Linked DNA regions of Homo sapiens: region 2 is linked to region 1. A link is a loop called in an ENCODE intact Hi-C map of the cell type or tissue named here. Cell type or tissue: OCI-LY7. All regions are shown on one strand. Region 1 overlaps LINC02663 (long intergenic non-protein coding RNA 2663). Region 2 overlaps LINC02663 (long intergenic non-protein coding RNA 2663).

Region 1 (2,500 bases):
CAGTTTTAGATTGGTTCTGAGAATTAAGAACGTGAATAGAAAGCAGATCGATCCACTCATTGTCAGCAAATTCAGTGACTGAGGATGAAATAGGAAGTGATAGATGAAATAAGAGGCATAGAACCAATTAAGAACATCATCTCTTGCCATCAGGCACGGTGGCTCATGCCTATAATCCTAGCACTTTGGGAGGCCAAGGCAGGCAGATCACCTGAGGTCAGGAGTTCGAGACCAGCCTGACCAACATGGTGAAACCCCATCTCTACTGAAAATACAAAAATTAGCCAGGCATGATGGAGTGCACCTGTAATCCCAGCTACTCCAGAGGCTGAGGCAGGAGAATCGCTTGAACCCAGGAGGCAGAGGTTGTAGTGAATGGAAATGCGCCACTGCACTCCAGCCTGTGTGACAGAGTGAGACTCTGTCAAATAAAAAGAAAGAAAAGAAAAAGAAAAAGAAAGAGAGAAAAAAACGAACATCACCTCTAAATTGTGATTGCTTAGAAAAAGTAAAAAAATGAGCTGGGCGCAGTGGCTCACACCTGTAATCCCAGCACTTTGGGAGGCTGAGGTGGGCGGATCATGAGGTCAGGAGATCGAGACCATCCTGGCTAACACGGTGAAACCCAGTCTCTACTAAAAATACAAAAAACTAGCCGGGTGTGGTAGCGGGTGCCTGTGATCTCAGCTACTCAGGAGGCTGAGGCAGGAGAATGACCCGAACCTGGGAGGCGGAGCTTGCAGTGAGCGGAGATCAAGCCACTGCACTCCAGCCTGGGCGACAGAGCGAGACTCTGTCTCAAACAAACAAACAAACAAAAATAGAAAAAGTAAAAAAATGAAATGTTCAGGATTTATGTGAGGAGGATTGAGATGATTTTAGTTGTAGTTAACTGTCTTCAATCTTATTAGTGGGTCCCACCTGTCTCTATATAATATTGATGGACCCTTCTGAGAATAACACAGCCTTCTATCCACTCATTTTTTTCAAGCAGGAACGTTAAACACACCCCCGATAAAGCAATCCAAGACTGAGAAAATGTGAGTTTTATATACCCAGAACTTTCAGGTTTATCACCCTCCAGCACTTGTTTAATTTTCACACTAAATAATCATTTTGCTAAAAAGAGGAAATGAAATAGAGCTCATAGAGATGTTTGTTTCCTGTGTGTGTCACACAGCCCATTATTCTGTTATATTTAATCATAGGTTTCATATCTAAAGGGATAGAAAAGGGGGTTAAAAAGAGAGCTAGGTCAGCTACTGCACAACTTTATCATCATCGTGTCTGCATTTAAATTTCATAAGGTGTTTTCAGAACAACACTTTGTAAAGCATAATGCAAAGGCACCTCAGTTATAAAACTTGATGATATATATGTATGCTATTAGCTACCTCATGCTGAGAATTTTTCACTGTAAGATGTATCATATATATCATATATTCAGACATGTATATATAGTTTAAATAAGACTTATAAAGCAGATACTCACGTAACCACCAGTCAGAGCAAGAAGTGGTACAACCCAAGGCCCCAAATACCCTCTCCTGTGGCCCTCTTAGTCTACATTTCTTGTCTCTCTACTAGAGACAAATACTATATTGATTTTTGGGACCCCTTCCTTTATTTTTCGAGAGTTTTTAAACCTCTGCATATATCCTTAAATAATATAATTCAATATTGCCTATTTTCGAACTCTATCTGTATAAATGGAGAAATTATTTTTTTGACTTACTTCTTTGGACTCAGTAATATATTTTTAGAACGTATTTCTTTTGCTACTTTTAGATATATTTAATTCATTTTCATAGACGAATAGGATTCCATGTATACATATACTACATTTAGCTACTTTATCGCTATTGTATATTAGGGTTGTTTCCAGCAATTGTTGCATTGAATGTGTTGTACATGTGTTCACATGTCCAAGTACTTCTTACGGTACATACCCAGAAGTAAAATTGTTGGATCATAGCAAATGTACATTTATAATTTTACTATTATTGTTCTAAATATATAAGCAGATATACCATTTGCATTACCATGCAAACATAAATTACTTAGGCACAAATCTAACAAAAGTTGTGTAAGACATTAAATAGAAAATTTAACAACTTAATTGAGAAAAGCAAAAGAAGGTTAAAGTGAAGGAGATACACCATAGTCGGTATTGGATATTTCTAAGCATTTCAGAATCTTCAGAAAGCTTGGTACTGTGATTGTGTGTATGCATGTATTTGTGTTTAATTAATTTATATCATTCTTTCATTTATTTAATTGTCTCTTACTGAGGTTTTTTATGTTTATTTATTTTTACACTCAGCCCATTCTTCTGCATAAGAGGTTTCTAAAATTTGCATTTTAGTGATAACTAAAAACTCTTTGCAATGCTAATGGTAATTGAATTTTCTTTTTGTCACAGGCTTGTTCAAATGTCTTCTCATTTTACAAATTATGTTTCCTGTTTCCCATGTAGTGGTCTAGGACTTTTATATATTAT
Region 2 (2,500 bases), 170 kb after region 1:
AGAGATGTCTGTACTTCTGTGCTCATTGCAGCATTGTTCACAATAGCCAAAATATGGAAACAACCCAAATATCATTAACAGATGAATAAACAAAATATGATGTATACAGACATGTAATGGAATAGTATTCATGCTTTGAAAAGAAGAAAACACTGCCATTTGTTACAACATGGATCAACCTGGAGGACATTATCCTAAGTAAATAAATCCATCACAGAAGGACTGTATTGCATGCTTTGATTATATGAAGTATTTAAAATTGTCAAATTCATAGAAGCAGAGAAAAGAATGGTGGTTTACAGGGGCTGGGAAGACGGGTATCAAGGGATCTGTTTCTCCACAGGTTTACAATTTCAATTATGCTGTTTTGATGTGTATTTCCTAATAACTCATAATTTTAATCATCTTTTCTTTTGTGTATTAGCTACTTGTATATCATCTTTGGAGAAATGTCTACTCAAGTCCTTTGGTCATTTTTAAATTTTTATTTGTAAATTATATCCTTGAGTTGTAGAAGTTCTCAATATGTTCTGGAATCTAGTCTCTTATCTAATAAAGGATTTGTACATTTGTTCCATTCTGTGTGGCCTTTTACTTTACTGATTGTGTCTTTTGAAGGATAAAAAGTTTAAACTTTGATGAAGTCATGCCTGAATATTTTTCTTTCATTGTTTTTTGTGCTTTTGATGTTCATTGCTAAAAAATCATTGCCTGGTTCAAGGTCATGAAAATTTACATTTAGATCTTTGACCAATTTTGAGTTGTTTTAGATATGATGTGAGGTAATGACAGGATTTTTTTTTTTTTTTTTTTTTTTTTGAGACAGTATCTCACTCTCTCACTCAGGCTGGAGTGCAGTGGTGCATTCATAGCTCACCAACGCCTCTACCTCCAGGGCTCAAGCAATCCTCCCAATTACGTGAACATGATTGAAAGTAGGGTAGGTTGGAGGAAGGATCCAGACAAGAAGAATAGCATATGCAAAGGCCCAAAGGGAGACATGCAGCTGTTTGAACAATACTGAAAATAGGTCACTTTCGCTTTCATGGGCAGGGTTACAAGTGGTGGGGCGTAAAAACAGGTAGTTGAAAATAGAAGTGTCAGCAGAGGGGCATGGACAGTAGATGATACAGATCTCAAGAGTACTAATAAGCAGTTAAAGACTTTCTCTTGAGTAGAGTGAGCAGCTATTAGCATATTTTTACTAGGAAAATGACATGACCTGATTTGCATAACAAGGATCACACCAACATCAGTGGATTGGTAGGGTTTAAGAATGAAGTCAGCAAACAGGTTAACAGGCTGCTACAAAGATTTGTACTTTCCAATGCTTGATTTTCCTACAAAGTATGCATTTCGTCCTAGGCCCGCACCATGTTTCTGTGCAAAAACGAGTGTCCTAAAAATGACTCCCCATTCATGCTACTACTGTATGACCACCTACTAACCTGCTAAATTATAGTCTGTCATCTTTCAGATAAAGTAGATTCACACTTACATTTGGAGAGTAAGAAATGTGTTATCCATATTGTTTAATATCTTGGATAATTTTTTTAAAATGTGCTGTTTCTCATGGAGCTTTATAAAAACCAGTACTGGACACTAATCAGACATACATGCCACAGTAATAAAAATGAAGCAAAAAGTGTTTCTGCACTTTTATAGTGAGCGAGTTTCTTACCTGATAATGCATTTCTTTTTAAGTGATGAATGTAAGGAACTGGCAGTTTTAAATTAGGGGTTATGCAAAGGGTAGCCAAGAGGAAGAGAAATCAAATACCTTTTGTTTAAAAGTAGAATTAAAATGAGGCCAACAACCTGAGGGAGGTGATGTGAGACTGATTATAGGAATATCACGACGGTGTTTGTGTTAGTTAAAATATAGAAGCAATTTTTCCAAAAGTATTTTTATAAGACTCCAGCATGCCTTAAAAAGATTAAAAGTTCGTTAAATCTATAGTAGTTATAACTGTAACTAAACCACAAGGCAAAGAAAAAAAATTAAGTTATAATTTAAACTAAACTGAGCTGGATGAAGTGGCTCATGCCTGTAATCCCAGCACTTTGGAAGGTTGAGGCAGCTGGATCCCTTGAGCTCAGGATTTTGAGAATAGCCTGGCCAACATAGTGAAACCCTGTATCTACTAAAAATAGAAAAATTAGCTGGGCATGCTGGTGTGTGCCTATAATCCCAGCTACCTGGGAGGCTGAGGCATGAGAATCTCTTGAATCTGGGAGGCGCAGATTGCATTGAGCCGAGATGGCACCACTGCTGAGGCAGACAGATCACTTGAGCTCAGGAGATCGAGACCAGCCTGGCCAACACTCCAGCCTGGATGACAGAGCAAGACTCTGTCTCAAAAAAAAAAAAAAAAGAAAAAAAAAAGAAAACAAAGAAAGAAAACAAAGTAACTAAACTGGAAAGCAAAGGCAAAGAGCAATGGTCTGTTCCACAATCAGCTTGTGCAAAGGTATACACATGCAGGATAAATTCCACAGC

Evidence for each region. A loop is a pair of places that touch in the nucleus more often than their neighbours do. Peaks named below come from ENCODE experiments on the same cell type or tissue, not always from the same donor. Only the 100,000 strongest peaks of a DNase experiment are listed, where the experiment ranks them.
Region 2: a loop joins it to region 1, with 8 times the contacts of the local background. A loop is called at or near these places in 2 of 110 quality-filtered maps.

Annotation. Positions count from the first base shown.
Region 1 is chr10:9,706,068-9,708,567 of GRCh38, reverse strand. All of the region lies in intron 3 of LINC02663 (long intergenic non-protein coding RNA 2663), which reads left to right. Among named protein-coding and RNA genes, the nearest start is that of LINC02663, 170 kb to the left of the region's middle. In OCI-LY7, no CTCF peak of the experiment used is centred here; DNase peaks (open chromatin) are centred at 707 and 1,177; H3K4me3 peaks cover 1,457 bases; H3K27ac peaks cover 2,416 bases.
Region 2 is chr10:9,534,463-9,536,962 of GRCh38, reverse strand. The region is part of intron 6 of LINC02663 (long intergenic non-protein coding RNA 2663); the gene reads left to right. Among named protein-coding and RNA genes, the nearest start is that of LINC00709, 260 kb to the right of the region's middle. RefSeq lists an enhancer at 974-1,043. In OCI-LY7, no CTCF peak of the experiment used is centred here; a DNase peak (open chromatin) is centred at 1,002; H3K4me3 peaks cover 1,759 bases; H3K27ac peaks cover 2,343 bases.